Linked DNA regions of Homo sapiens: regions 1, 3, 4, 5, 6 and 7 are each linked to region 2. A link is a loop called in an ENCODE intact Hi-C map of the cell type or tissue named here. Cell type or tissue: GM12878. All regions are shown on one strand. Links, peaks and the distances in the headings refer to the core of each region. The heading gives the core; the rest is flanking DNA.

What was found. Hi-C counts contacts between places; a loop is a spot of excess contacts. Peaks named below come from ENCODE experiments on the same cell type or tissue, not always from the same donor. Only the 100,000 strongest peaks of a DNase experiment are listed, where the experiment ranks them.
Region 1: it touches region 2 in a loop (3-fold over the local background); 9 of 110 quality-filtered maps call a loop at or near these places.
Region 3: a loop joins it to region 2, with 3 times the contacts of the local background. A loop is called at or near these places in 19 of 110 quality-filtered maps.
Region 4: it touches region 2 in a loop (3-fold over the local background); 60 of 110 quality-filtered maps call a loop at or near these places.
Region 5: a loop joins it to region 2, with 9 times the contacts of the local background. A loop is called at or near these places in 54 of 110 quality-filtered maps.
Region 6: a loop joins it to region 2, with 2.4 times the contacts of the local background. A loop is called at or near these places in 41 of 110 quality-filtered maps.
Region 7: a loop joins it to region 2, with 3 times the contacts of the local background. A loop is called at or near these places in 11 of 110 quality-filtered maps.

What each region holds. Positions count from the first base shown.
Region 1 is chr1:83,903,265-83,907,805 of GRCh38, reverse strand. TTLL7 (tubulin tyrosine ligase like 7) reads left to right here. Exons shown (of 21, transcript NM_024686.6): 16 at 145-350; 17 at 1,343-1,477; 18 at 3,647-3,727. Among named protein-coding and RNA genes, the nearest start is that of LINC01725, 45 kb to the right of the region's middle. In GM12878, for the core only: a CTCF peak has its summit at 2,322 (motif pointing left); no DNase peak of the experiment used is centred there.
Region 2 is chr1:84,618,176-84,622,716 of GRCh38, reverse strand. It overlaps LINC01461 (long intergenic non-protein coding RNA 1461), which reads left to right and starts at 1,686. Exons shown (of 3, transcript NR_125761.1): 1 at 1,686-1,960; 2 at 3,833-3,984. RefSeq lists silencers at 1,484-1,723, 1,814-1,883. In GM12878, for the core only: CTCF peaks have their summits at 1,667 (motif pointing right) and 1,867 (motif pointing right); a DNase peak (open chromatin) is centred at 1,736; H3K4me3 peaks cover 1,006 bases; H3K27ac peaks cover 600 bases.
Region 3 is chr1:84,933,871-84,938,411 of GRCh38, reverse strand. MCOLN2 (mucolipin TRP cation channel 2) reads left to right here. Exons shown (of 14, transcript NM_153259.4): 10 at 330-431; 11 at 535-657. Among named protein-coding and RNA genes, the nearest start is that of LPAR3, 43 kb to the right of the region's middle. In GM12878, for the core only: a CTCF peak has its summit at 1,997 (motif pointing right); no DNase peak of the experiment used is centred there.
Region 4 is chr1:84,751,745-84,756,285 of GRCh38, reverse strand. No RefSeq gene overlaps it. Among named protein-coding and RNA genes, the nearest start is that of SSX2IP, 64 kb to the right of the region's middle. RefSeq lists a silencer at 2,592-2,641. In GM12878, for the core only: a CTCF peak has its summit at 2,553 (motif pointing right); a DNase peak (open chromatin) is centred at 2,575.
Region 5 is chr1:84,440,453-84,444,993 of GRCh38, reverse strand. No RefSeq gene overlaps it. Among named protein-coding and RNA genes, the nearest start is that of RPF1, 37 kb to the left of the region's middle. RefSeq lists an enhancer at 2,449-2,538. In GM12878, for the core only: a CTCF peak has its summit at 2,595; a DNase peak (open chromatin) is centred at 2,593.
Region 6 is chr1:84,139,487-84,144,027 of GRCh38, reverse strand. It overlaps a transcript of PRKACB not described here. Among named protein-coding and RNA genes, the nearest start is that of PRKACB, 2.5 kb to the left of the region's middle. In GM12878, for the core only: a CTCF peak has its summit at 2,662; no DNase peak of the experiment used is centred there.
Region 7 is chr1:83,929,923-83,934,463 of GRCh38, reverse strand. It overlaps TTLL7 (tubulin tyrosine ligase like 7), which reads left to right. Exons shown (of 21, transcript NM_024686.6): 9 at 698-856. Among named protein-coding and RNA genes, the nearest start is that of TTLL7-IT1, 52 kb to the left of the region's middle. In GM12878, for the core only: a CTCF peak has its summit at 2,604 (motif pointing left); a DNase peak (open chromatin) is centred at 2,633.

The DNA of each region.
Region 1 (4,541 bases), core at 142-4,141, 710 kb after region 2:
TATTCTCATGATGATGCCTATGCTTTGACATTTATTGCTACTTTACTACTAGCTGCTATAATCTTTAGTTTATATAGACTTCATACAGTGAAAAACTTGTATTAATACTGCTACTGTAGTATCCCTCTTCTCCATCACTGATAGGCTCCATAAGACGTTCAGTCAGCTGCCCTCGGTCCATCTCTGCTCAATCACCTTCCAGTGGGGACACCCGCCCATTTTCTGCTCAACAAATGATATCTGTGTCACGGCCAACTTCTGCATCTCGGTCACATTCCTTAAACCGTGCTTCCTCCTACATGAGGCATCTGCCTCACAGTAATGATGCCTGCTCTACCAACTCTCAAGTGGTAGGTCATCTGTTTTGCTCTTTCAAGATTACAGGGAGCTCTGTACTCAGGCAAAGGGGATCAGATGAGAGGAGGACAGACTGAACCTCAGATCCTTTCCATAATTCAACTCATGACCTCTTGAAATTTGGATTATTCACCTACCTTAGCCTACAATTTAGTATGACTCTTAAAAAGTGCAGACTTCACTCTATCACAGAACTCAAAGATGAGCACTGAGAATAGCATTATTTTATTTTCTATTTGCTGATATAGTAGGATAATATTACTGAAAATTACCTGAGGAAATGTATGGTTTTGCAGTGTATTATGCAGTCTATCTTTAAATTTGAGGAAATTTGGAAAATTTTACTTAATGGGACAGTTGATTAATAGGTTAAAAAATGATAAATTCTCCTTAGAGCACTTAAGTACAATGTTATTTATAATGTGTTCTGTATGTTAAATTAACATATAGTATTCCCTTGTTAGCATGAATCCCAGAGATTTGATATTTAGAAAGTAGTGAATTTAGTTTGTAAGAAGGCTTACTTTTAGATGCTCAAATAGATAGCTCCGACTACCTTCACATAGACTAAGGATTTATTTAATTTGTTTATTTAATATGGATCATGTTTCCAAAGGGAAGTCAGGAAATATAAGTGAGTGAATTTCACTTGGTAACAATGAATTTTTTTTTCTAATCAAGAAAAATTGCCTAAGGTATATGTAGCAAATGAAACTGACCAGGAAGTCCTTTTTAAGTATTTATATTTTTATTTTAGTACTTTGAGCTAAATAAGTATAACCTTGTGGAAGTGTGAAAGACACTCTTGGGATTCATATCCATTTAATCCAAAGAATTCACAAGTGTAAAAGAAAATTTTCTTCCTTTTTCATTGTTATTGTTTTCAGTTAAAAGTGCATCATTTTTACCTAGAAATATCTTTCAGATTATACTGGCACAATGAAATAAGACCCCCTCCAAATATCTGTATTCTTTCAAATTTAAGAGTGAGTCTTTGCGGCAACTGAAAACAAAAGAACAAGAAGATGATCTAACAAGTCAGACCTTATTTGTTCTCAAAGACATGAAGATCCGGTTTCCAGGAAAGTCAGATGCAGAATCAGAACTTCTGATAGAAGATGTGAGTATGTGATGTATCTAAAATGCCAAGGAGCTGGTACCTTTTTATTCTTCTTAAAATATTAAAATTTATTTCCTGAAGGCATTATGCTCAGTGACATAGTAAATTTAATTGATGTTCTTTTCAACCTCTACTAGCTTTAGAAAATACAGGGGTTTATTTTAATTGTTACAATTCATGGACAGTGAGATCAGATTATAATCAGCAGTACAAAGTATCTTTTAGTATATAGTGCTATTTTAATGATAAGTCTGCTTCATCAAGTCAGAATAATTAGTGTTAAATAATTATTGTTCTTAATGATTAATCAAATATCATGTTAAACCTGCTTCTATAAAGATTTAGAAAGAACTAATATGGAATGGGGTATGATGAAAAATGTGGGGCTGTGGCATAAAATGTCAAGAATATTTGAATGTGACACCTTGAATGTCACATTTTTGGGGTCAGATTTTTGAAATGACTTATGCTGAGCTGTGTGTTTTTCTTGTTACACACACATGTGCACCACCCAGTGGAACATTCTAAAATGTCAGAGGGTCCTAAAATTCACATTAAAACCAGTGACTTACTCCTAATTTAGAAAGAGGGTCCAAGTTATTTCAGATAATTTTTGTGAAAGCGCATTTCTTCATGCAAGGTTACATTTCTTCATTCAAACATCCTTTTCGTTCCTTCAGTAATAGAACCTTGTTTTTTGGGGGCCATATGTATATTTATAAATATATAAAAATATATTTTGGGCCATTTTTTTTTTTACAGATATAATTTTATAAATTATGTATATAAAATATATGTTTTTTTTTCCCAGAGGAGAGGGCACCATCTAGTGGCCAGTTATAGGATAAAAACTACAGCCATGCACTTGGCATTTTCGTTTTTTAGCATATACTTTAGACCTGTCTGAAGTAAGTGTGTAGAAACAAAAAGCAAACAAACAACAATAAAAGAGACTTTCTTGCTAAAAAACACCCATAACTAGAATTTATATTATGTACTGATGACACAGTCATAAGCAAAGCCCCCAATTATTATATATTTTGTTGTTATATATATTTTTAAAAAGTGAAAATGGTAACTTGTTTGCAAGCTAGGTGCTACTTAGTTACATTAAAGGAAATGAAAGAAAGCATTGGATGTTAAGTATTATACTAGATGTGCTTTTATTTACCTATGTCATCTTATTTGATAAAATTTTCTATATATAGCCAATGACTTTGTAGCACTTTATTTTATATATTTCTTAGAGATATTAGTTATATCCCATCTTTTTGAATCAGGTAGAAGAAAATTAAACAATCAAAGAGTAAAACTAATATTTCTGACTATCATGATTGTTCTATAAAGAATGTATATAGGCTTATATAATTAATAAAATATAATGAATATTTATAGCAGACATCAAATTGTTTATTGTGTGTTCACTACATGTGGTAAATATTTTAATCTGTTTACTACAGTATATATTACAAGACTATATATTCAGAAGTTTTGCAGACTTGCACAAAAATAAAACAAAGTAGTAGAATTCTCATATAGGCTGCCTTCTAATGCATTATTCAATATTTTATTACTATGAATGATAAATCAGCCTCTAAAATACAAATGAAAAATCTATTTCTTGGATTTCTTGCCAAATCTTATGTGCCTGAAGACATTTGACTTTCATTCATTGGAGATTGTTTTTTGTTTTTGAGACAGAGTCTCATTCTGTTGCCCAGGCTGGAGTGCAGTGGTATAATCTCAGCTCACTGCAACCTCCACCTCCTGGATTCAAGTGATTCTTGTGCCTCAGCCACCCAAATAGCTGGGATTACAGGCATGCACTACCACACCCAGCTAATTTTTACATTTTTCTTAGAGACAGGGTTTTGCCATATTGGCCAGGCTGGTCTTGAACTCCTGGCCTCAAGTGATCTGCCTGCCTCAGCCTCCCAAAGTGCTGGAATTACAGGTGTGGGCCACAGAGATTGTATTCTTAATACAACTAGAATAGAAAGCTTTGGATGTAGATGGTTTCTTTAATTTGTATTAGAAATCTTTGCACATGTGTTTTTATGAAAGTTGGCATTATTTGTTGCAAGTATATTATAGTGCTTTCATTACACAAATTAATTTAAAAAATGGGTTTCAACCTGTAAATTTCTTAATGTTCCTCCTTCCAAACAGATCATTGATAACTGGAAGTATCATAAAACCAAAGTGGCTTCATATTGGCTCATAAAATTGGACTCTGTAAAACAACGAAAAGTGAGTAATGCTCAAAACAAGTTTTTTCCCTCTTGGATTATGTATTAAGCTAGGATCATTAAGCCAAATTCATAGACAGACTGTATATTTGCTCATTTGTTTACTCATTTCTTCAACAAACACTTATTAAGTATCTATTATGTGTCAGGCACTCTTCTAGGTTCTGAGGATACAAAAGTGAATTTTTAAAAATCCATGCTTTCATAGAACTTACATTCTAGTTAAGATGTCTGATAATAAATAAATGCATAATAGAATGTAAGGTAGTACAGTCAGCCTTCTATGTCTGTGGGTTTCGCATCCATGGATGCAACCAACCAGGGATTGAACGTGTTTGGAAAAAAAAGGATGGCTGTGTCTGTACTGAACATATACAGACTTTTTTTCCCTTGTCATTATCCCTAAACAATACAACAGTGTAACAACTATTTACATAAAATTTACATTGTATTAGATATTATAAGTAATTATAAGTAATCTAGAGATGATTTAAAATATACAGGTGGATGTGCATAGGTTATATGCAAATATTCCACCATTTTATATCATGGACTTGAGCATCCATGGATTTTGCTATCTGGGAGTGGGGGTCCTGACGCCAGTCCTCACAGGTGGAGAGGGATGACTGTACTAAGTACTATGAAGAAAAATAAATTGAGATAAAAAAATAGAGGGAAGGTAGTATTTGAGCAGAGACTTAAATGAGAATCATGCTATACAGATATCTTCAGAGACAATGTTTCAGGCAGAGGGAAGAACAAATACAGAGATGCTGAGGTAGAAATTAGTTTGATGGGTATATGAAGCAGAGCAA
Region 2 (4,541 bases), core at 166-4,165:
GGCTCTTCTCTCTGCCTCAGCCTCTATCAGGCTGCAGATGACCAGACAGGGAGAAAAGAAGGGGAGAGAGAGAGAGAGAGAAAGAGAGAGAGAGAGAAAGAGAAAGAGAGAAAGAGAGAGAGCGAGAGAGAGATAGAAGCAGAGCCTAGGATGCTACATGTAAACAGTGAAGTAGATACACCACTCCCAAATCAATGACTGTAATCCAAACTCTAACCACATCCTGCAGAGAGGGGCAGGTTCAGAATTTCCATAAGGAAGAGTGTCACTTAGGGGGCCCAATCTAGCTGGAAGGAATGGGGGTGCATTGTTTTGACACTGCATGTGCAAAGCAAACACATTGTTTTCATTTAGCTTGTGTGCTTATCTGGGGTGACATTGGCAAATCAGAAACATGACTATATGAAAGAGTGTTTGTGTGGAGGAAAAAAAAGACAAAGACAGTGACCAAAGAGACTTCAGCACTCTGCCAGGTGAAGGAAAAAGGTGCAAAGGCCCAGACTGTTCCCCCAGTCGGGAACTCACAGCCTAGGAGGGAGGCATGTAGTCAGTGAAACTCAGCAGGAAGAAGCATGGGTCCAGGGGTTGGGATGGGGGCTGAAGTTCCATCATATGATGAAATACTCTCTGAGCATTCTAGTTTTTTATTTTCCTATTTTGAGACGTTGTTTCACTCTTGTTGCCCAGACTGGAGTGTGATGGCACGATCTCAGCTCACTGCAGCCTCCGCCTCCCAGGTTCAAGCGATTCTCCTGCCTCAGCCTCCCGAGTAGCTGGGATTACAGGCGCCCACCATCATGCCCAGATAATTTTTCGTATTTTTAGTAAAGACGGGGTTTCACCATGTTGGCCAGGCTGGTCTTGAACTACTGACCTCAAGTGATCTGCCCCCCTCGGCTTCCCAAAGTGCTGAGATTACAGGCGTGAGCCACCGCGTCCGGCCCGAGCCTTCTAGTTATGAAAGTGAACTTTGAGACCAAGTTTTCTTCCTCCCGGGACCCACTGACCACCGCCACCTACTTACCCCCAGCCAACAGCTGAGGAGGAAAAGACAAGCTTTCTTGGGAACCAGAGCAGTTTATCAAACCAAGAAGCAGCAAGGCCCCGTTTTTAAGGCCAGGGAGCCCCTACTCCCTGCCATTTGGCCGTTCTGTGTTCTCTTCAACGGCGCCAGTTCGACACGGGGCCTGACTCCTCGACAGCATTGCCTGGTTGGTTTAAATATATACTTACCATGATATATAATTGTGTATAGAAAAAGACACTAGGAGAAAATACCCTAAACATGTGTTTATCTCTGAATGATGAGATTAAAGGTATTTCATTTTCTTTTTTATGCTGTGTTTTCTACCCCCCCAAAAAAATTTTTTTATAATGAATACGCATTACTTTGGAGAATAGAAAAAAAAATTGTTTTTGCTTTAGAAACACACACACACACACACACACACAGGTGGAGGGAAATAAGGAGGGAGAGGCAAGGAGGTGGGAAATAGCCATAACCCAGTCTCAGGAAGCCACGCGTGGCTGACCCAGGCTGGCAGCCCCTCCCGCGGGGATAGGGGGATCTGAGGCCCTCCCTGCCCGCCCGCTCGGCCGCCCGCGTGCCCCGCCCCTCGGCCCCGGCAGAGGGCGCTATGGAGCCGGGCGCTGGTGAGTTCTAGCCCTTCGCCAGGAACGGCGATTCTCAGCGTCCTCTCCGGTGGAGGACAGAAGGCATCCCAGGGTCGCGGGAGAGCCAGCGCAAAGTGGAAGGCACCTTGTACGCTGTGAAGCGGAGATGCAGATGTTACCCTAACCAGAAGCCCACCCCGCCACAAATACTGGAGCGCCCAGCATGCGTGCGCCACCCGCTTCCCTGCAGAGGGCGCCGCGGGCCCGCCTCGCCGAGCGCGGGGTGAGATCCCAGTAGCCCAGAGCAGCCCGCGGGGCAGGCCCGGGCTGCCGCGGACTCCTCTTGGTAAGCCTCCTGCGCCCAGAGCCTCCCCGCTGGAGCTCCACCCTCGCCCGGAGGCGGCTTGTTCACCCAGCGTGCGCCCAGGGGAGCGCCTGAGCCTGACGTGATCCCATTGCCCCCGAGACCCCAAGAGTGATTGCATTGGTTTTGCAAAAAAGGAAGGACGGAAGGGAGGGAGGGAGATAATACATAATAATATGTAGTTGTGAAAAATTCAAATAACGTGTATTTAAAAAATCAGTTCTTTCGGCCGGGAGCTGTGGTTCACGCCTGTAATCCCAGCACTTTGGGAGGCCGAGGCGGACGGATCATGAGGTCAAGAGATTGAGACCATCCTGGCCAACATGGTGAAACCCCGTCTGTACTAAAAATACAAAAATTAGCTGGGCATGGTGGCAAGCGCCTGTAGTCCCAGCTGTCTGGGAGGCCGAGGCAGGAGAATTACTTGAATCCGGGAGGCGGAGGTTGGAGTGAGCCGAGATTGCGCTACTGCACTCCAGCCCGGCAACAGAGCAAGACTCTGTCATAAATAAATAAATAAATAAATAAATAAATAAATAAATAAAAATTAAAAATCAGTCCTTTCTGCTGACTCCAAGTTTTAGAGCCTTACTCCTCTAATGCAAATTTTAAAAATCTCTGAATCTGCCTATCATCTATAAAACCCCTGCTTACCTCTGTAAGCCCCCTACTTCAAGATAGCCTGCCTTTTCTGCTGAACTAATGTATATGTGCCCTGTATTGATTTCTGTCTTCGCCTGTAACTCCTGCCCTCCTGAAATGTATAAAACCAAACACATGCGGCTGCCTCGGGACCACTTACTCAAGGCTTCTTGGGTTGTTTTCCGGGGGCGGAGGTTACTCATACTGGCTTGACTAAGCCTCTCTTTCAGATATTTTACAGACTTTGATTTTTCTGTTTACAGTATTAATCAAAATGTTAACATTGGTAACTTCTAGGGGTAGAATTATGAATGATTCTTGTTTCCTGAATGTTCTACAACATTCAGAAATGGTGTATTTGGGGTTGGGGGAGAATTGTTACTATTTTTAAATCCCATCTACTCTTGGGGCTGTCCTCATTCTACATAAACAGACTAATTCCGGGTGGCAGCTCTGTCTTTTTATCGTGCACGGAGAGATTAATCATCTCCCACCTACACCAAGCAGCACTTTAGGTTCCCTGGGTAACAGAACTGAAGGTTTGTATCTCAGTGACTAATGATTATAATGCCCTTGGCTACTTCCTGTATTTTTACCAGCTCCAGGAGCAGAGAACGTTCCCTGCTGGCTTCTGGGAAATAACAAACACAATGGTGATGCTATCAAGTCTCTGTGAATTTAAAAAAACCTTTACAAAGGGGCATTCTTTCTGTCTTGTTTTTTTCTGTTTTGTTTTGTTTTTTGTTTTTGTTTTTTTGAGATGGAGTCTTGCTTTGTTGCTCAGGCTGGAGTGCAGGAGCATGATCTCCGATCTCGGCTAGGTGCAAACTCCTTCTCCCGGGTTCAAGCGATTCTCCTGCCTCAGCCTCCGAAGTAGCTGGGACTACAGGCGCCCACCACAACGCCCAGCTAATAATGTTTCTATTTTTAGTAGAGACAGGGTTTCGCCATGTTAGCCAGGCTGGTCTCAAACTCCTGACCTCAAGCGACCTGCCCGCCCCGGCTTCCCAAAATGCCGGAATTACAGGCATGAGCCACTGTGCCCGGCCGCATTGTTTCTTTTTGAATCTTCAAAAGCAATTTTTAAAATTTTCTTTGATTTTTGAAGGCAGAAAACCCAAGTTCTGATTTGAAGCTTGTTCTAATCAACCTAGAGTCTTTTTGTCTTTGGGAGCTATATAGACATTACAAGTCTCTTCCTTTCCTTCCCAGCAGAAAAGCCTTTGATGCTGTATTCTTAGCACATGGAACCCTAAACCAAAGCCTGCACTGGGGCATTTGTGAGAAGCGTGTGTGCAAAGCCTGAGAGACTCCCCTTTTGGGCATGCTGCTGGGCAGGGGTGTTCTGGTTTGACTTTGTACATGTAAGTGACTTATTTTAAATACATGTATTTTTTAATCACAATTTTAAAGGTAAATTAAAATGGTTAACATTTTGGTAACAGAGGGAGGAAACAAACAAGAGCCCTGTGTAAGCCTTTCATTCCCTGCGGATCAACCATTTCTAGTAAGTTCCTGTAGAGTATCTACTTCATCAGCCAGTATGATCAGCAGCAGGGAGCCATTACTCCAGGGACATTCTCAGACTTTAACATTTCACCAAGTAAAATTCCAAAACAACTTTAGGAATTGGCAATGGTATGCCAGCTTTTGGTTTGTCGAATGAAATTATTAGGAACCTGCCATTTACTGGCACTACTCTTTTTACAAAAGAAAGACATGTAGACCACAAGAAATGGACATGATCTCAGAACAAAGGCTCTTAAAAAAGAAATTCACCTTATAGAATATTTTGTCATATTTTCCTTAATTTTTCATTTTTCCAAAATGAAAATATTGTTACCAACTTGCATTTTGCCCATTTGCCTGGCTTAGTCACTACAACCCAGTGATTATAATTGAATCTTTATTTGATGGGACC
Region 3 (4,541 bases), core at 208-4,207, 320 kb before region 2:
CTCGAATGCCTAGGTCAGTGATAAATGCAATTTCTATTTGAGAGTATTATTTGGAAAAAAATTTAGTTCAACCTAAATACAATTTCTATTTCAGAGTATTATTTGGAAAAAAATTTAGTTCAACCAATTGAAATACTAAAAGAAAATGAGAAACACAAATATTTGGAATTATATCTGTTTTTCTTCTTTTTTTTCTTCAAAAAAAAACTCTATCACCTATAGGGAGGCAGATAGTTCTTTTTTTATTAATTGGTTTAATGTAAGGCTAATAAGCTAAGTGGAGTCAAATATTTTACTCATTTCTCTCTTTCTTTTTTTTCATTCCTTAGAATCTCACAAACTATGATCTCTGCAGCATTTTTCTTGGAACCTCTACGCTCTTGGTTTGGGTTGGAGTCATCAGATACCTGGGTTATTTCCAGGCATATAATGTAAGGATGCGGCACCGGGTAGTGCCACTGCAGTTGAGACTCATTTATTCTTTGGGTTCTAATAGCTACTTTTTCATTTCACCCATTCTGTTCTTTTTTTCAGGTGCTGATTTTAACAATGCAGGCCTCACTGCCAAAAGTTCTTCGGTTTTGTGCTTGTGCTGGTATGATTTATCTGGGTTACACATTCTGTGGCTGGATTGTCTTAGGACCATACCATGACAAGGTGTGTAGCTCACATTCTTCCTTCTGCAGATGGGGCACGTGGGACCCTTGAACGTGGGTTTCTAGCACTTACTTGCTTCCTGGTCTTCTCTAGCATGTACCCTTGACATCAGTAATCACATATCTTTGTATCAGTTTTCTTTTTCTTTTTTTCCTTTTCAGGATATAGAAGTGACTACAGGATATTGAAACAAGAACTGTACAATACTAGAAAGCATGTATTATAGTTGTCTGGGACTGGCTTAAGGGGTCACATGGTTACCCGGTGATCATCAAATGGGAAATGTTTGGACGTGAGATCACTATATTAAAAATGAAAATTAAGTGAGGAAAATTATTATAAAAAATTTCCAATTTAAAGTATTATGTTTTTCATCCAAGTTAATTGAGAAGAATGAAGATGGGCAGAGACTGCCTAAAACGACCATAGTAGGTTTACGATAGAAATGGTGACACGTCTTGTCTCTGCAGACGGTTTTGATTACAGCATCATCTTTCTGCCTTATTAAAGATCAGTATCTGAATTCTAAACTATTACCAAACTTCAGTTAGCATTATAATCTCAGGGACATCAAAGTTGTGCTAAGATGTTCTTGTTATAAAATGATACATTTGATTGGTAGATGCATCAGGAAATGAAACTAGGTAAGCCTTGGTTTTAACCCAAAAAAGTAAAAGGAGTTATTTTATCTTATGGCTTTTCCTCCATTTGGGCCTGTGGCAGTTGGAACAACAGAAACAACAAAAATAGCAGCAGCTAACACTTACTGCTTGTGTGTTAGACACTCTGCTGGGCATTTCGGTGTTCTTTCTTATTTACTCCCCACAACAACCCAGGGTACTGTTAGCCTCACTTAGGTGCTCTGCAAGGAGAAAAGAGGTTAAAAATGGTAAGTATTCCTTCCAAGTTTGTATACCAGTTCAGCCTTAAGTTTTGACCTTGTTAGTTGCATTAACCAAATCTGTGATCAAATCTGGTTTACAAACTGTTATACATGAATCTTAAACCTCCGTGCTGTCCTACCAGAATAATGTCGAGTAACCTGGAACACTCAGACTTTCTTCTTTTTAGGTGTCACATTTAATATGTCTAGAGAGAATTACTGTTTTTCCTATTTGAGATATTATATAATTAACAAAGTGACAACCTCTGGGTTGGTAGTAAATCTTGATAATATTGCTCTTCATACTCCATGTCACTGCTTTAAAGGTGACTCATGAGAAAAAATTATTCTTTGATATGATCTCTCTGATTTGGAGAACTTACTGTCTTAGAGCCTGGAAAAATGTATTTTTCTTCCTTGCTTGCCTCATGCTCTGAAAGCTTTTCCACCTCTTTGTCACTAGAGGGCAGTGTTGCACTGTGTGGAATAAATACCGTTCCTGAGGATTCGGCTTTAATTCACTGACTCCAAGGTCTGTGGACAAGTGGTCCCATCTCCTTTGCACCCCATCCCCGTCTCCCCTACCTCATCATTATTCTGGAAGGTGCTCAGATAAGATTGCTAGAATTTTACTAGATGGCTACCATTCTCAAGTGCTGTCTGTTAGGCATGGTGCCCAAGATTCTTCATCTCCCTTGCTGTGTTAACCCTTCCCTCCCCTTCTCTGTGAAGAAATCTGATTGTCCTGTTACAGAGAATAGGCACCTTAATATATTAAATAATATTCCTGAGATTACCCAGCTAGAAAGTGGCAGAGATGGGATTCAAACCCAGGTCGGCCTGACTCCAGTACCTGTGCTTTGACCCATACCCTGTAGAGCTTTTCTTGGTATTATCTAAAACAGATCATTGCAAGAGAGCATTTAGCCTGACAAGAAACAGTCTTGTACTTGGAGATCAACTGTGAGAGGACAGCCATGTAATCGGCTTCATTCTTTCAATGGTGTCAAGGTCACCTCATGGAAAATGAGGTTATTTGTTTTGTGAGCCTGACTGCATTTCCATATGTTCAATTTGTCCTTTCAAAGGATCCAGGTGAAACTGGGATGCTCTGAGCCAGCACTGTCCAAGAAAAATACAGTTTGGGCTACAATTGAGAGCCTTGCCTATACTGTAAAATTTTCTAGTAGCTACATGAAGAAATAAAAAAACAGATGAAATTATTTTTAATTATATATTTTAAGCCTAATATACCCAAAATATTATTTCAGCATGTATTCAGTATAAAATATTGAAATATTTTACATTCCTCCATACTAGTCTTTTTGATCTGGTGGATATTTTATCCACATAGCACGTCTCAATTTGGACTAGCTATCTATTGGATGCTGGCTATTCACACATTCCTGGTGACTACCACTATGGACATTGCAGCTCTAGACTTATGTCTTTCACTTAATGTTAGCTTTCCTTTATACCCCTGGAGGAGGGGAGGGATAAGGGATGTCTGTAGGGTTGCCTGCAGGTCTGTTTATGGCATCTCTCACCAGGCTGATATATTGGGGAAATACACAGCTGAGTTAATTCACTGAATGTACAAGTCAGTTGGGGGAGAGAACGTCAGTCTGGTTTTGGAACTTTGTGCTTTTCTTCACCATATTGCTGCCTCTTTGAATCTGAAGTTAGAATATTTTATTGCCCCTTGCATCCTTTCCCCCAAATTAATCCAAGCTGTCAGCATGTTCAGGTTCTGCCAGTATCTGAATCAGAGGACTTTCAGGTTACCTGAAGCCTTGAAAAGCTAGGCATTCCAAGCGGGCATTTTTGTGGGATTTTTAGAATCACAGCAACCTTGATTGTGAAAGCTAATTCTTTCTTTAAAACAAAACAACTAAAAAGGAGACATTAGGAAAACCGTTTGACTGATAGCTGGGGTCCCATAACACTTCAGCTTCCTATCTTCCTGTTAGGCATCTGATTTCAGGGGCTCAATGGAAAGGGAGTCAAGATGCAAAAGGCTTCCTGCTGATGTGTATTCCCAGCACTAATGGACTTTGGCACAGTGCCCTTTCAAAATGCCTGGGCACAGAGGGTGAGAGACTGTTGATGTTCTTCCAGACCTCATCTTGAATTATTAAACATTACTCTAATGCGGCTTTTACATTTCCAGAGGACTTTTTTTCCTGTGAGGAATAAATCATAGCCTTGCATTGTCCCCATTTTACAAATGAGAAGACCAAGACTTGAAAAGTTGTTGGACTTCACTGATGCCATGGGTCAAAGTTCAGCAGACTCTGCATTACATTTTCCTCCTTCCAAGCCCTCTGGTTTTAGCCAAGTACCCCTCAGCTAAAACATTTTGCCTAAAGTTTGCATGAGATTCTTGGCACCAGCTCTTAAAGCAAATATTTATGTTGTTCTCTGACATAAGCCATTGCAGGTTATGGTTTCATTGAAATTAAAGGTTTTTGGCCCAACTGCAAACTTATCATTTGTGAAATGAATGGTTGAGTTCTCATCGTGGGCCCAGAGAACCTATGGGGACTCTTTATGGAAATACCCATTTAATACGTATTAAATATCTACTGTGCACCCAACATTGCTAGGTTCTTGTAGACCAAGTTCTTGGAGGGAAGGAACTGTAGTTTGTTCCTCTTTACATTCCCAGTGTCCAGCACAGCACATAGACCATGGTAGGTGCCCAAAAAGTTTGTTTTGAACAAACAAGAAGCAGAGAGAGAGTAGTACCTGCTTTCCAGGGGCTTATGATCACTCAAGATCCAAAGGAATGCCTTACAAATGTGGTCCTTCTAGACTGGAAGCACATTAGGACCTTGAGTATTTTTAAGCTCACTTCTACTATGGAATTTGGCCACTGAAATAGACTCTGGTTCACAGCCACTTCTTGTACAAAATGGCAGGGTGTTACCAAACACCTAAAATTGACTGGGTCTCTGTTTTAACTCTTTGGTGTGTTAAAATAATTCTCATGTTCACAAGA
Region 4 (4,541 bases), core at 297-4,296, 130 kb before region 2:
CACCAGGCTCACAGACTGGCTGTGTAGAAGTGGTCTCTGTTTGTCGTTCAGATGTTGGGAGGTAACAGTGAGCTTTAACTAATTACACCTCAAATCACCCCCAGGAGGTAGGTAATGATTATAGATGTACTTGGCTGAGGTAACTCAGAATGTCTTAATAATCACTTAATAGAATCTTATCATGAGAAGCAAATTGCATTAAATAGGCAAATGAAGTTGACGGTGAGAAGCAGAGTTAGGAAATAAAATGCTATGGGGGGTTTTATATGGGAAAAATCCAATTAACACCTTTTTAAAAGAGTTGGCCCCATGGCTTTTTTCATATCGCTCACAGTACCTATCACAGGGTTATGCCCTGAATAAACACTTTCTCAATCGATGCTAAAGAAATTATAGGTAAAAATGAAGGAGGAAGTGGGAGGTGCACCTAGAAGCCAACATTACAATTCTACTTAGAAGCAAATGGCAAAATAATTTCATTGTGAAGCTACTGTGCAAGCTTTGCAACGATGGTCCATTTCTTCCTTATTCTCGAGGAAAATGACCATCGTCATGTAATAAACACAAAACGCCAACCAGATAGATTGCATACGTACACATGAATGTGCTCTGGACTTAACCAAATTTGTGAAACCCTAGGGCTGGAAGAGCCAAGCCCAAGTGTTAAGGCAGCAAGATGACAAGAAGCTTGGCCAAAAGAGTTTGCGGGTGGAAGACACACTAGGAATTTTGTGTCCCACCCAAAGATAAGGAGACATCATGGAAGCTGCTGGAGACTTTTGTGACAGTGGGTGGGGTAAAAGAAGGGGTGGATTTTCCTCGGGTGAAATGATTTTGGGAGCATGTGGTCACTGTCAAAGCTGTGCTTTTCAAGAAAACCAAAGGGCGGCAGGAATGAAGAAAATCCAGACAGCCCATTCGCGATGCACAGATCCAACAGGCAGAGCCCAGGGGATGAGGTGTAGGGAGGCCAGCGGAAGGTGCTGCGGGGGTGGGAGGAGGTCAGATTCTGGGACAGGCCAAAGCGGTACAGACCAAAAAGTTGTGTGCCTGAGACTCAAACTGGACCAAAGTCGAAAGAACAGTCAAGACTGCACTCCAGAAATAGCACGAGATAATTGCATCATTAAGTGGAATTTTACGCCTAAATTGTATACATGTATGTGTACAGATGTATATATACACATATATTTATAAATGTGTATGTGTATTTCACACACACACACGACTTTCACTTTCATACTTTCACAGTTCCCTGTCATATGACCTTTTTTCTTACATAAGGGACATGCATCTGATTAAACAATGAACACATATTTATTATTTTTTAAAAATAAAATGAGCGGGGTGCGGAGTGGAGTGGAAGCACATGCCGCTAGCAAAATGGGCACCGGGGCTTCGGTCTTCGCTGAGAGAAATTGTCTCCATTTTCATATGAAGGACAAGATGGACCCTAAAGCAAATAATAATGTTTAGGAGAGCGCTGGGATCTATTTTTTCTCGCAATGTAAAGAAATTTTACCCCAGCTTTCCTCCTGGGTTAGCTCTATCAATATTAGGAGCCTTTCTGCAACCATGGTTTGTCTGCACTTCCTTTACTTAACACCTCCATTTGCTGCCATTTGCCTACCGCGGCGATGGTGTCGGGCATTGGCAGCGTCACTAAATCACCCTCATTTCCCGGCCCTATGACTGAAGCGGGCCCGGGCCATTATCGCCTAATGGCGTGTTCTGCTGCTGCGGCTCTTCTCAAATCCGCGATGGACAGGCCTCAGGATGCATTTTAGCGTCATTGTAATTGAGCGCGGAACGCTCTGGCTTTTTTAGACCTGTTTTCCGGTCTTGTAGGGGGTGACCGACGAGAGATAGCAAGCAGGTGCGATGGGCAGTGGGGGGGTCACCTTTTCACACCGAGGACAGCAGCAGCAAAGAACGATTCGCTGGGGGACGGAGGAAATGAGAAGCTAGGGCAGGCTTTTCAGCATCACCTAAAGACTTGAGTTGTCAAATGCAGCGTCCCTGCCAGCGCTGATTCTGCCCAGAGCGGCTCTGCTAACCTAATGGGTTTCCAAAATCTCCTCTGAGTGCTCAGATGTGAATCACCGACTTCCAGAATGCATGCTGTCTCTCAGCGGCACAGATTCCTGCTGGCCCCCTGGGGAATTTTAATAACATGTCATTTAACAAATTAGAAGGTGAAGCAAATTAAATACAGTAAATCAAAGCAAAGCTTGAAAAACAAAGTAGAATCAAGCAGGCCTTTTCAAAGCATGCAGATTTGAAAAATGTAAGGTTTCCAAATGGTTAGCAAAAAAGGGAAAAGTTACCATAGCAACTCCTAAAGTCTGTCTAGCTAGTGGCCACATGCTTTCAAGTGTCCTACTCTATAGTGGGAGATATTTGAGGGCAGTTTCTAGATTTTTTTTAAATTAAGGAAATGAATAAACAAGCTTAATGGATTAGTATCCACATTAAATTACAAGCATCAGCCTTCCAAGGCCTGAGATTTCTGGCAAGGAACAGCTGCTGTGGGTAATGCGGACTGGCCACTTGGTGTCGCTGTTGTTCCGCTGCTGGGTTCTGCAGCGCTGTCCCCCGCTGGTGAGATGTCCTCCCTTTCAAGTAGATGCTTTCTGTGAGCCGCCCTAACATGCATTTATTCAAAATGTATTTATAGTGTCTGCCATGTGCCAGAAACCATGCGAGTCTCTGGGGATAGGCTGGTGAACAGTTTGTGGAGTTCACAGTCTAGCAAGAGAGACAACCAAACAAATGAAATAATTACACTTTGTGATTAGGTCTATGAAGGAAAAGATCAGACTCCTAGGATGGAGACTAAGGTGGGCAACAGCTTTTTTGCAAAGTCGTCAGAGAAGACCTGTCTGATGACTTATTAGGCTGAGACCTGAAGGATAAGAAGGGCCGTGGACCTGGAAGGGATAGGTGAAGAGTGTACGAAGAAGAGGGACAGCGAAGCCCACCAGGGCTGCTGCACAATGAGGGAAGAGGTTGTGGCCAGGGATGAGCAGGTAGGGACCGGATCATGCAGAAACCTTTAGGCCAGGGTCACGCTTCTGTTCAGATGTTATTCCTGGCCAAAGGAAATGTCTTGAAGATAATTCGATTATTATTATTTGTTTAAATAATTTCCTTTTCACACCGTATTGCAGTTCCCACTGTATCACCTGTTGCTTTAGACACGTGAACACTTAGAAAATGCATATTCAATATTATAACAATTTAATTTTTTAACACAGCTATTGTTTTCCTAATACAAACTATGGGATATAAAGCTTAACAAAATCTTTGCTGGTGGGGCAGAGTTTAAGAAATCTGAGAGGCCAGGCACGCTGGCTCACGCCTGTAATCCCAGCACTTTGGGAGGCCAAGACAGGTGGATCATGAGGTCAGGAGTTCAAGACCAGCTTGGCCAGCATGATGAAACCCCGTCTCTACTAACAATACAAAAATTAGCCAGGCGTGGTGGTAGGCGCCTGTAATTCCAGCTACTTGGGAGGCTGAGGGAGAGAGTCGCTTGAACCCAGGAGGTGGAGGTTGCAGTGAGCCGAGATCACACCACTGTACTCCAGCCTGGGCGACAGGGAGAGACTCCATCTAAAAAAAAAAAGAAAAAAAAAAGAAGTCTGAGAGAAGCAGTCAAAAAGCATATGGTGAGAGAGCACTGCACTGTGACATGAGTTGGGAGACGTGGGCCACTGCCCCCCTTATAGCGCTTCTCACATTGTGGTCATTACCCCCTCACTTCTCTTCTGCCTCACTAGACTTGGGATCTAGAGGCAGGCACTGCCCTACCCACCTTAGTAACCACCACGATTAGCACAGGAACACAGCAGGTTCTCAATAAGAGCTGGATGGGAGGATGGATGCATGGGAAAATGGGCAGGCTCAGGGTAAGAGGTGGCTCATGCCTGTAATCCCAGCACTTTGGGGGGCTGAGGTGGGAGGGTCACTTGAGGCCAGGAATTTGAGATCAGCCTGGGCAACATAGACTCTTCTCTAAAAAAGAAGGAGAAGGAGCAAGAAGGAGAAGGAGAAGGAGGGAGAAGGAGAAGAGTAAGAAGGTAAGATATGTGGGAATACCAATGCTGATAAGTGAGCCTCCTGCAGAATCCTAGTGACATCATCTCAAAGATAAATCATTCTCAAGTTCTGAGAACAGGTGGCACTTCTTATCCATGGGCTCCACATCCATGAATTTTGGGTCAAAAATATTCTTGAGAATAAAATAAAAAATAACCATACAACAATAAAAAATATACAAATAAAAAACCAATACAGTACATCCACTATTTATATAGCATTTACATTATATTTGGTATACAGTAATCTAGAGATGATTTAAAGTATATGGAAGGATATGTATAGGTTATATGCAAATATGACACCATTTTATTTTGTTTTTATATATTTAAGGGTTATAAATGCCATTTTGTTACATGAATATGTTGTATAGTGGTGAAGTCTGGGTTTTTAGCGACATTGTACCCATTAAGTAAATCCTCATCCTTCATGTCCTCCCA
Region 5 (4,541 bases), core at 296-4,295, 180 kb after region 2:
ATTTCTTCTTCACTTATGAAGCTTAGTTTGGCTGGATATGAATTCTGGGTTGAAAATTCTTTTCTTTAAGAATGTTGAATATCGGCCCCCACTCTCTTCTGGCTTGTAGGGTTTCTGCAGAGACCCGCTGTTAGTCTGATGGGCTTCCCTTTGTGGGTAACCCGACCTCTCTCTCTGGCTGCCCTTAACATTTTTTCCTTCATTTCAACCTTGGTGAATCTGATGATTATGTGTATTGGGGTTGCGCTTCTCGAGGAGTATATTTGTGATGTTCTCTGTATTTCCTGAATTTGAATGTTGGCCTGTCTTTCTAGGTTGGGGAAGTTCTCCTGGATAATATCCTGAAGAGTGTTTTCCAACTTGGTTCCATTCTCCTCATCACTTTCAGGTACACCAATCAAATGTAGATTTGGTCTTTTCACATAGTCCTATATTTCTTGGAGGCTTTTTTCATTCCTTTTCATTCTTTCTTCTCTAATCTTGTCTTCACGCTTTATTTCATTAAGTTGATCTTCAATCTCTGATATCCTTTCTTCTGCTTGATTGATTCAGCTGTTGATACTTGTGTATGCTTCACTAAGTTCTCGTGCTGTGTTTTTCAGCTCCATCAGGTCATTTATGTTCTTCTCTAAACTGGTTATTCTAGTTAGCAATTCCTCTAACCTTTTTTCAAGGGTCTTAACTTCCTTGCATTGGGTTAGAACATGCTCCTTTAGCTCGGAGGAGTTTGTTATTACCCACCTTCTGAAGCCTACTTCTGTGAATTCGTCAAACTCACTCTCTGTCCAGGTTTGTTCCCTTGCTGATGAGGAGTTGTGATCCTTTGGAGAAGAGGTGTTCTGGTTTTTGGAATTTTCAGCCTTTTTGTACTGGTTTTTCCTCATATTTATGGATTTATCTACCTTTGGTCTTTGATATTGGCGACCTTTGGATGGGGTTTATGTGTGGACGTCCTTTTTGTTGATGTTGATGCTATTCCTTTCTGTTTGTTAGTTTTCCTTCTAACAGTCAGGCCCCTCTGCTGCAGGTCTGCTAGAGTTTGCTGGAGGTCCACTCCAGACCCTGTGTGCCTGAGTATCACCAGTGGAGGCTGCAGAACAGCAAAGATTGCTGCCTGTTCCTTCCTCTAGAAGCTTCGTCCCAGAGGGGCACCTGCCAGATGCCAGCCAGAGCTCTCCTGTATGAGGTGTCTGTCAACCCAATGCTGGGAGGTGTCTCCCTGTCAGGAGGCACAGGGGCCAGGGACCCACTTGAGGAGGCAGTATGTCCCTTAGCAGAGCGCAAGCACTGTGCTGGGAGATCTGCTTCTGTCTTCAGAACCAGCAGGCAGGAAGGTTTAAGTCTGCTGAAGCTGCACCCACAGCTGCCCCTTCCCCCAGGTGCTCTGTCCCAGGGAGATGGGAGTTTTATCTATAAGACCCTGACTGGGGCTGCTGCCTTTCTTTCAGAGATGCCCTGCCCAGAGAGGAGGAATCTAGAGAGACAGTATGACTATAGTGGCTTTGCCCAGCTGCAGTGGGCTCCACCCAGTTCAAACTTCCTGGTGGCTTTGTTTACACTGTGAGGGGAAAACTGCCTACTCAAGCCTCAGTAATGGCAGATGCTTCTCTGCCTGCCAAGCTCAAGCATCCCAGATTGACTTCAGACTGCTGTGCTGGCAGTGAGAATTTCAAGCTAGTGGATCTTAGCTTGCTGGGCTCCATGGGGGTGGGATCTGCTGAGCTAGACCAGTTGGCTCCCTGGCCTCAGCCCCCTTTCCAGGGGAGCGAACGGTTCTGTCTTGCTGGCGTTCCAGGCACCACTGGGGTATGAAAAACTACTCCTGCAGCTAGCTTGGTGTCTGCCCAAACAGCCGCCCAGTTTTGTGCTTGAAACCCAGGGCCCTGGTGGCATAGGCCCCAAGGGGATCTCCTGGTCTGTGGGTTGTGAAGACCATGGGAAAATAATACTAACTGGGCTGGAGTGCACCATCCCTCATGGCACAGTCCCTCATGGCTTCCCTTGGCTAGGGGAGGGAGTTCCCCCAACCTTTATGCTTCCTGGGTGAGGTAATGCCCCACCCTGCCTTGGCACGCCCTCCATGGGCTACATCCGCTGTCTAACCAGTCCCAATGAGATGAGCCAGGTACTTCAGTTGGAAATGCAGAAATCACCCACCTTCTGCATTGATCTTGCTGGGAGCTGCAGACAGGAGCTGTTACTATTCGGCCATCTTGCCAGCCACCCAAAAGTTGTAGAATTTAAATGGTGATAAGAAACCATCACTTTTTTTACATTTAAAGTTACCTTCTTAAAAGCTTTTGCAAAGAAAATCTTATGGAAGTTCCTACAGAAGGCAAAATCTTGACCTGAAGCAAGATTGCATTCTTAGTGCATATTCACACAGAATACCTTCCAGTGGGGTTTTATAAATGCATCTGTGTTGGGTTTCTTGCAACATCAACTTTCATTGAGAAGATAATTTTGGAGAAGTTGTACCAATAGTCATACGGAAAATTATGCTGTTTTTTTTCTTTAGTGGTTTTGGGTTGATGGTGATGATTCATGTCTGTGACTTAGCTAAGGAAGTAGAATCTTTGGTTTTTCTGCACAACACTGCCTCCTTGTGTAATGAGAATTATCTTCTAGTCCTTGAGTGTGTATATATACGTGTATCTGTGTACATACTTATGTATCTATATATATGTATATCCATTGTAATTCAGTAGCTTCAGCAGCTGAAACCAGATAGGTTGTCTCTTTAAAGAAAATTCGTGTTGTGCCCACACTTGATAATTTCCATTGATAAGACAAAATGTCTTTTTTTCTGAGATTGTTTGCCCAATTTGACATTATCTGTATTTTTTGCTCTTACTCCTAATCTCTCTTACTGTACCTTTAAGTTGGTGTTGAGGAATAGACACAGTGGATGAAAAGCAAAGCACTGCTTTTGCTATTTACTACATCATCTTTGGGAGGTTTTGTGGGATAGAAGATAGAAACCTTTGGATAAATGAAAAAATCCACGAATCAGAGGATGTGATTTATATAAGTGTTTTAATTTTATCAAAAGCAATTGGTTGGCCAGGTGTGGTGGCTCATGCTTGCATTCCTAGCACTTTGGGAGGCCAAGGCAGGAGGACCACTTGAGGCCAGGAGTTTGAGACTAGCCTGGGCAACATAGTGAGAACTCGTCTCTACAAAACTAAAACATTACTAAGGCACAGTGGCATGTTCCTGTAGCCCTAGCTTCTCGGGAGGCTGAGGTGAGAAGATTGCTTGAGCCCAGCAATTCAAGGCTACAGTGAGCTATGATCATGTCAGTGCACTCTTACCTGGGTAACAGAGAGAGACCCTGTTTAAAAAAAAAAAAAAAAAGGCATGGGCAAGGACTTCATGTCTAAAACACCAAAAGCAATGGCAACCAAAGCCAAAATTGACAAATGGGATCTAATTAAACTAAAGAGCTTCTGCACAGCAAAAGAAACTACCGTCAGAATGAGCAGGCAACCTACAGAATGGGAGAAAATTTTTGCAATCTACTCTTCTGACAAAGGGCTAATATCCAGAATCTACAATGAACTCAAACAAATTTACAAGAAAAAATACCAAACAACCCCATCAAAAAGTGGGCGAAGGATATGAACAGACACTTCTCAAAAGAAGACATTTATGCAGCCAAAAAACACATGAAAAAATGCTTGTCATCACTGGCCATCAGAGAAATGCAAATCAAAACCACAATGAGATACCATCTCACACCAGTTAGAATGGTGATCATTAAAAAGTCAGGAAACAACAGGTGCTGGAGAGGATGTGGAGAAATAGGAACACTTTTACACTGTTGGTGGGACTGTAAACTAGTTCAACCATTGTGGAAGTCAGTGTGGCAATTCCTCAGGGATCTAGAACTAGAAATACCATTTGACCCAGCAATCCCATTACTGGGTATATACCCAAAGGATTATAAATCATGCTGCTATAAAGACACATGCACACGTATGTTTATAGCGGCACTATTCACAATAGCAAAGACTTGGAACCAACCCAAATGTCCAACAATGATAGACTGGATTAAGAAAATGTGGCACATATACACCATGGAATACTATGCAGCCGTAAAAAATGGTGAGTTCATGTCCTTTGTAGGGACATGGATGAAGCTGGAAACCATCATTCTCAGCAAACTATCCCAAGGACGAAAAACAAACACCGCATGTTCTCACTCATAGGTGGGAATTGAACAATGAGAACACATGGACACAGTAAGGGGAACATCACACACCAGGGCCTGTTGTGGGGTGGGGGGAGGGGGGAGGGATAGCGTTAGGAGATATACCTAATGTTAAATGACAAGTTAATGGGTGCAGCACACCAACGTGGCACATGTATACATATGTAACTAACCAGCATGTTGTGCACATGTACCCTAAAACTTAAAGTATAATTTTTTTTAAAAAGTAGTTGGTACAAAGTAGTAAAGCTTAATGAATTTGTTACATATTTTTTCACTTTTTCCTATTTATTTTTGGTTCAGGCAGTTGGTGCTATTTGGCTTCATT
Region 6 (4,541 bases), core at 398-4,397, 480 kb after region 2:
AGAAAACTAGTTAAACATGTATGACAAGTCTATGCAAACAACTGAAGGCCAAGCTGTCCTCCAAACACAACATGCTAAAGACAGGTTGTATTTTTTCTAGGAAATCAACTAATATACAGATTTTATGAATCCTTATAAGCAGCTAACTTTTCATAAAAAAAAACTAGTATGAAATGGGTATGAAAAAACTCTTGCAAAACAAATTTATAACACGTATAAATAAAACAATGTGAAATAGCACTTTAAAAAATTGAATGTTTCTAATTCATTGATTTAGGCCTAATACATACAGGAACTACATACACTTAGTATGTCAGTATTGCTTATCAAACTTATAATCTGCTGACATATGTCTATTACCAGGGGTACATTTTAAAACATTCTAAAATTTGAAAAGAACAAAATACAAGATTTAAATTATATAAAATCCACCATAGCAAGAAATTTCAATTGAGAGAAAAAAGTTCCTTCTAGTTGGCTGAGACATGTTAATTTTAAAACCTTACCACTGAAGACTACTACTTACCTAAACCCCTGATTTAGTGATCTCACTTAGAAACACCTCTCTATTTTTTTTTAAACGTTGTTTCACTCTGTCTCCCAGATTGGAGTGCAGTGGTGCGACCTCTGCTCACTGCGACCTCCGCTCCTAGGTTCAAGCGATTCTCGCCCCTCAGACATCCGAGTAGCTGGGATTATAGGCGCGCACCACCATGCCCGGCTAATTTTTGTATTTTCAGTAGAGATGGGGTTTCTCCATGTTGGCCAGGTCAGGAGTTGTCTCAAACTCCTGGCCTCAAGCGATACGCCCGCCTTGGCCTCCCAAAGTGCTGGGATTACAAGTGTGAGCCACCGCGCCTGGCCAAAACATCTCTTTTGATTAAAAGTAAGTAAAACTTGCCTTGTCAATTTTCAGGAAAGAAAGTAACCTGTGGCATTTAACAAAAATTTTGAGTACTTGTTTTTTTGACACTAAAGGATAAGAAATTTCCGTGGTTCTCTTTGGAAGCAGAGGGGAGGGGAGGGAAGGGAAGGAAAGGAAAGAAAGAAAAAGGTCTATCTAAAACAATCTATCTAAAAAAATCTTACTTCAGATTTACTGCCAACTGTTTGACAAACATAAAAAATAGAAACAATACTGATAAGTAAAATAAATAGGAACAATAATGTAATCAAATTAGGACTACATAAAAGGCCAATAAGAAAACACTGATTAGTGAATTTTGCCATTTAACAGTTCATTTGTGTATACTTTGTGTAATGGAATTCATATCAATCTAAACAAGTATGTAACAGTATCTATAAGATAAACTTAAATTTATAGCTTTATGTATAAATATTATGTGTGAATAACAGTTAACAAAACACTGACCAATGAATTTTGCCATGTAACAGCTCATTTCTGTATACTTTGTTTTGTGTAATAAAATTTTTATCAATCTAAACAAATATGCAACAGCATCTATATGACAAAATTCTTAAATTTGTAGCTTTATGTATAAATATTATGTGTGCATAACAATAATTTGTTTCTTAACATCTGGTAGTGCCTTACACAAAACAGACACTTATTAAATGTCTGTAGTCTTCAACAAATATCTACAGAGCATGGACTGATTCTGTAAGGGAAGAAGTGGATAAAATTACTGAATTCCCTTGATTTGCTCTACTGAAGGAAATTCTAATCATCTTCAAGGCTTAGTTCAAATGTCACCTCTTCAGTGAAGTCTGCCACATACTTCCTAGGAAAACAAACTTTGCTGCTTTGTTTTCACTGACCTCATAATATTATGTTAAAAGGTACTGTTTATGAATTTATATGACCCTAAATTGTGAGTTACTTGAATTCATAAATGAAATGCATGTATTACATACTCAATAAACATGTTAAAAGAAAAAAGTATTCACTCATTTTTAACAATTTAAAGGTCTAAGTAGAATCACCGAATACTTGAAAATGTTTGAATTTTATTTATGATGGGACCATATTTATAGATAATCCAAGAAGCACCAAGTTGCTCATATATAGAGACAAGAGTAATAGAACTGTTATCATTGAACTTCTCCTTTTTTCTATTTGTTACTAAATTTTATTCATTCTTTGAATTACATTTTTACTCAGTGCCAATGTGGACTTCTTAACTTCTTGTTTTCCCCGCTTCCAATTACCCCCTTTAATCATTCACCTCTCTGACATATTAACCTCCCCAAAGTATTACACTCATGGTATTCCATTGCCAAATACACAAACTAATCGTAACATTTCAGCTGGACCGTATTCATTTTTAACACATCTAGCCAGATTTTTTATTTATATTCAATGTTGCTCAAGTACAGAAGTTGCAGATTCCTAACTAGAACACTAAGATTACTTTATTTAAAACAATGCATAAGCTTTAAAACAAAATTACTAAAGCAAAAAGAGTAAACTTCACTAGATGAGTATCTTGAAAACACCGTATTTTAAATCTGCACTGTTTTAAAAATAAAATTGTTTCAATTTGTTATCAAGTCCTTCCAGAAAATAGAATATTTAATATTTAAAGCAATGTTTCTATATGTGGTAATGTGACCAGGAAGCTATTGCTATAGAAGTACTTCGGATATTTGATTTTTGATTAAGAAATAAAAATAAAAAGAAGAACTCTACTGGCATCTACTGCTAGAAAGAAACAACTGCAGTTTTAACTAAAACTATGAATTCCTTCATAACTGCAATTAACTTTAAGAAGTATATTGCTTGTTATTCTTCCTAGCGGTGTTTCCACAACTTTAATTCGCACTAAATGTCTCGCCATGCACCGAGAATTTACCAGAATAGCTTATCTTGTAGTTAAATAAGATTTTAAAACTAGAGAGTAATCAACTTCATGAGGTTGATTTTATTCCTCCTTCATTCTGCATTAATTTTTAAAATTATAGAAATTTTCAGAGTTGAACCAGCTTTAATTGCCACAAAATACCACAAAATATTGGTTTCTTTTATTTAATAATAGTGATGACACATTTACCAAGCACTTTACCACATATAAAGTGATTTACTCTGTAAAACCATTGTGAAATTACTGTAATGCACCTGAGATCCTTACAAATAAAGTAAGCAGCACAGGTATTATTATCCTTATTTTAAGATGCAAAAAAATAAACATTAAGTGACTTGCCCAAAGTCACCTAGGTCTTCAAACTCCTAGATCAGGGTTTCTTGTACTGCAAGACACTGATTACCACATGAAGTAAACATTTTATTTTTAAATGCAGTTATTTTCCAAATAAGAGTGAAGAAGTTGGGGTGAAAAAATAGTGGTGGGTAAGATTCATTCTTGGATATATTGTCCCAGGTCTGAAAATCTGCTATGAGAAGGTTTTAATTAAGACGGTCACCTATAGCCATAAAATTTCATTGTCCATGTTTCTTACAATCATCTTGGGGCCAAGCAGAACTATGTACTTTAGAGTTTAAAGGTTAAATAAAAGAAAAACATGAAAACATATTTAATGTGTAAATGATGTATGTGCTCCATGTAGAGGACAAATGACATGACTATAACTCCTGCTATTCAAATAAAGGTTTTAGGGTAATAGTGTTGCTTTTTCCAGAATGTTATATATAAGTGGACTTATAGACTATGCAACATTTTCAGATTGGCTTCTTTCATTTAGTATAGTATGGCAATTGTGATTTATCTATGTTGTGTATCTTAATATTCACTCATTTATATGGCTAAATTCTATTGTATGGAATTACCACAATTTATATATCCATTTACTGTTGAATTGCATTTGCACCTTTGTCAAAAATCAATTGACCATATTTGTGTGAGTCTATTTCTGGACTCTCTATTCTCTTTCACTGACCTATATATGTGTCAATTCTTTCACCAATACTATACTGTCTTGATTACCATAGCTTTCTAGTAAGTCTGAAATCTGATAGTGTAAATCTTCTATTTTTTTTTCCTTTTTTTCTTGAGACGGAGTCTCAGTCTGTCGCCCAGGCTGGAGTGCAGTGGTGTCATTTCGACTCACTGCAACCTCCGCCTCCTGGGTTCAAGCTATTCTCCTGCCTCAGCCTCCCAAGTAGCTGGGACTACAGATGCATGCCACCACACCCAACTAATTTTTTAATTATTTTTAGTAGAGACAAAGTTTCACCGTGTTAGCCAGGATGGTCTCAATCTCCTGACCTCGTGATCCGCCCACCTCAGCCTCCCAAAGTGTTGGGATTACAGGCGTAAGCCACAGTGCCCGGCCCTTTTTCCTTTTTTTCGAAGTTGTTTTGGCTACTACAGTTTCTTCACCTTTCCATATAAATTTTAAGATCAGTTTATCTATGTCTACAAATATAATCTTGCTGGGATTTTATTTGGATTATGCTTATTGGAAGAAATGACATCTTAACCATATTGAGTCTTTCAATCCATAATCATAGCATGTCTCTTCATTTACTTGGGTCTTTTGAATTTCTTTCATCAGTGTTTTACAGTTTTCAACACACAGATCTTGCACATAATTTTGTTAGATTTATACCTAAGTATTTTAAA
Region 7 (4,541 bases), core at 169-4,168, 690 kb after region 2:
TCTCAAGATTTTGTCTTCCAGCCCTTTCAGCCTTTATCTAAGTGGAGTTTCTCTACTGGTGTTTGTGAAATAATTTACTCTCCTTGGAATTTTTCCTTCCTGTCACCCTCATCTCTTCTGGATGGGGCTAGCGTATGCTCCTACCTTACTTGTTTTTAACATATAGAAACCACATTTATCAGCTTTGTTTTACTTGTTTACAAAGTAGTAGATTTACTTGAATATCTACTAAATGCCAGCTACTATTGTAGGCACTGGGAATGGTGTTATAAATAAGTCAGACAAGGACCCTTCTCTAATGTAAAAAGAAAAATATCAGCTTGTTATATGCTGTGTGTAGTGGTGCAGTAAGAAATGAAGGGTGGCTGCTTTTAACTTGAGGGTTAGGAAGGCCTCTCTGAATGTCTAAGAGCCAGACTTGGGAATATAGGGGAAAGATTATTCCACAAGAGGGAACAGCTAACTCAAAGGACTTAAGATAGGAAGAAGTGTCACTTACTTGAGGAACCCAAAGCAAGTGTGAGGAGTGCAGTGGGCAGGGGTAAGAGTGAAGAATGAAGTCAGAGCAGTGGCAGGGGCTAGATGCCACAGAGCTTTGTAAACTTGGCCAGGCTGCCAGTTTGTGGGCCCCGGTTATATTTGCACATATGAAATGAGATACAAAGGCATTTTCACTTCTTTTATCACAATCTTATAGGAATTGGTGGTAAAGACCCTGATTGTAGCAGAACCTCATGTCCTGCATGCCTATCGAATGTGTAGACCTGGTCAACCTCCAGGAAGCGAAAGTGTCTGCTTTGAAGTCCTGGGATTTGATATTTTGTTGGATAGAAAACTAAAGCCATGGCTTCTGGAGGTAAGGCATTCTTTAAGAAAAAAGAAGAGTTATCACTGTCCTTACGTATTAAAATAAATGCTTTAAAAATGTGTACTTAACACAGTTGTCCCATTAACTGTCCAGAATGAAGGCTGAATGGAATAAGTGGGAAGAAGAGGATAAAAATTCAGGGACTAGAACAGTTCTAAGAATGAATCACAGTGTTTGATATTACTTTTCCCAAATTAGCATCAGCTGAGTTTCTAGGCCAGGTATTTGGGATTGAAGTGTGGAGGTGCTTTTACTGTTTTGTTGCTTACTTGCTCTACTATTTTCTCAGCCTCCTGGCTTCTACCACATCATGAGTTCTGGATAGTGTCTCTCCTCTCTGTGAGTGCCTGGGCTTCAGGATCTTGCCTTCAGTGTGTCTCCCCTTCAGACTCTCCGAGAGGCTCCAATTGGTTCATTAATCAGTATTCAGTATTCGATACCCCAGGTGGTAAATTTCTCCTTTAAGGCCATGTTATATACCTGGGGCTTCCCTCAGGGAGACTGTCAACTGTATGCCTTCAGGTTTGCTGCCAGTCCCTGGTAGGGTGAGAGTTACCATTATTTTTCTTGGATGATAAAAGGTCATGTAACACATACAGAATAGTAAAAAGGAGAAAGTAAAAATTATCTCTGTTGACAATTTTTATATTTTTTCCTGCTAGTTATATTTATATTACCCAGAAGAAACCTTAGAAGTCACGTGGTCCAGAAGATCCCATCCAGCAGTTCCCTTTAAGCTCCTTGATCTGGGTTTACACACCTTCTCGTGGCCGCTTAAATATCATGTTTTGGAAACGTAATCAGGAACATACAGCTGTAGAAGATGTAGTCAACCACTACCTTTCATTTTAAATCAAGTATCTCTCTTTTTGTTAGTGATTTATAAGTTAGAAGTTGTGTGTGTAATATCAAGGTTTGCATAAGCAAATTAAATGAGTGGTAGGTGAGATGATACTAAAAATACATTTCAAAGAAATGACACTTTTCTAATTTGAGGGCCAAAGATTGTGTGTGTGTGTGTGTGTGCGCGCGCCTATGTGTGGTCACATCTACTTTAAACAGTAACATGTATTGTGTCTCCAAGGAAATGCAGTTCTCTCTGTTGGATGTTCATATTTTGCTCCAGCCTGGGTCTTAGAGATAAGATAAATGTGAGGAAGTTTTACTTATCCTTTGCTTCCTCCGTTCCTTGGATATGAAAACACTTGACTATGCACTATGGACCCTTCATCTTGCTAAGGCCTGAAGTTTTCTTTAGATTTCTTACTTTTTCTGCAGCAGTCCTTTCCTGTTCTTAGCTATATTGTCTTCTGCCCCTGTTACTTTTCTTTTGTCATTGATGGAGTGGGGAAAAAGTGAAGGCACATGCATAAGGAGGATAGTAGGAAATAATGACTTTATAGATATCTTAGTTACCTTTTTAGAAGAAACATTTGCTTCACTAGAGCTTTCCATTAGCTTGCTAAATCAGAATTGACTGAATGGTTGAATTCTGGATTTTAAAAGATTCAAAATAACCATTGTTTGCATGAATGTTTCTTCATTCTTTACTCTTTCCTTCGTTGTTTCTAGATCAATCAGAACCATTAAAACACTCCACAATAACCAAGAGCTGTGAATAATGAACATTTGTTATATTAAAACAGTTAAAAGAATCTTCAATCTTGCCTTGTGTTTTGCTCCCTGCTGATATTTTGGTGGGGCTAATATACATTGTTAAAAACCTTTTGGCGCCATCAAGTGGAATAAGGTAGAAGGTGCTTCTGGGTATGTGATAACTTTTAGTTAACCAGAATAATTTCAGGGACTGATTGCTAGTGGCAGAATTGCACAAATTTTCATAAGTAGAAAACATTTTTTTAGGAAAAACATGGAACTTTGGTGGAGTATGAAGATACCACCAATAGTTTTAAGTACTCTTAAATTAAACAGGAACCTACTAAGTTATAGTCATTGTGTTAGGTGGTGGGAATATAAGAAGACAGAATACTTGCCCTGGTGTAGCCATTATTCAGATGTGCATTTTATGGTAATAGTTATAAGTACTAGTAGGTAAAAGGGAAATGACAAAAACAATAGCATGATTAATATCTCTGTGTACCTGTGTGTATCGGAGAGTTAAAAAGAATCTTTACAGAAGAAACACCTGAGCAAAGATTGTAGGGCTACAGAAGGTTGGGGTAGGGGCTGGGGGCTGAGAGAGATAAAGTAGGGGTGGGGAAAGGCTGTGGTGCAGAGGGAACAGCACTAACTTAGGAGCACAGAAGCTATTATGGATACTTTAATTTGTGGAAAAAGTGATTGTTTTGATAAAACTTTTTAGGACAGTTGAAAATAGTGTTTACTAATATATATTTTATAATAATTTTCATTTCTTAATGCATTTACAAGCTGTTGAATTTTGAGACTTTAACATCTATGTTTTGTCTGTTTTAGAATTGGGGTAGGAAATGAGAACCAAATAAATCATCTCATTATAGAGGAGAATTTTGGCTGGGTGGAACACTAATTTTTAGTTTCTTCTGTCAGCCATTTGTGGTTTTTCTTTTATTTTTTTTCTTTACCTTTCTCATAAAACTTAAAAAAAAAAAAACAAGAACAACCCTGAATGAAAACCTAAATTGAAAAAGGTTTCCTGCCTTTCCACATATTATTAATAGTTTATCTTGTGTGGGTATACCTCTTCATAGACCAATTTATCTTATAGTAGAGGGAAAAATTTGAAATAGGTAAGGAGAGAGAGAGAGATTGAGATCTGAGATGGCTTTATACCAAGACCTCAGTACCATCCTGGAGGAGGGATATGCCTGGCACAATTCCACACTGAAATTTGGAATGGAAACTCTGAGGAATTCTACAAAGACAGATAACATGCCAATGGACCACTGACTCATCAGTTCTTTAATGTCTGGTTTAGTTTATAACCATGTCACATATAGTGGCAACACTGTCATTAGTTGTATTATAAACTCCAGAAATTTGAATCAGTATGGTTGAAACTTTTCTCCCATAAAATATATTACTTTACCCTTTCTTTGCACTTGCAAAGGGAAATGCTTAGAGCTTTCGTAATAGATTAATAAACTCCCTTTCTCAAATTGACCTATAATAAATGGATGTTATTGCCGTTTTCAAGCTATTTCCTTCTCCTTGAGACTATATCACAAATAAAGGAATGTGTCCACCACCTTTTAAATCAGAAATCAACAAAGGAATCAAAATACAACATGGCATATCTCTATAAAAGGAGTACCATGCATCCATCAAAATGATGGCATGATGAAAGATTTTCATGATACATTATTAAGAGAAAAGCTTGGAATGTAAAATAAAGTATGGTTAGTATAGACATGCATTTGGAAGGTAAAATGAATATTTTAAATATGTATACATAGAAAATATCTGGAATACTATCTACCAAACGGTTAACACGACACTAAGTGTTAAGTAGTGGGATTACAGGTATCTTTTGTTATTTGTTTTCCTTAGTTTTACTTATTTTTCTGCGGTGAACCTGTGACACATTTCTAATTAAAGATGTTGTATTCCTGGGTAATTTCTTGATTATAATGTGATATTTCTTCAGGTGCAAGTTGTGGAATGAATGCTTTCAATTGTTTTGTCTCTTGTGGTGACAGATGTGTATAACTGTGACTAGTAGCATATATACATA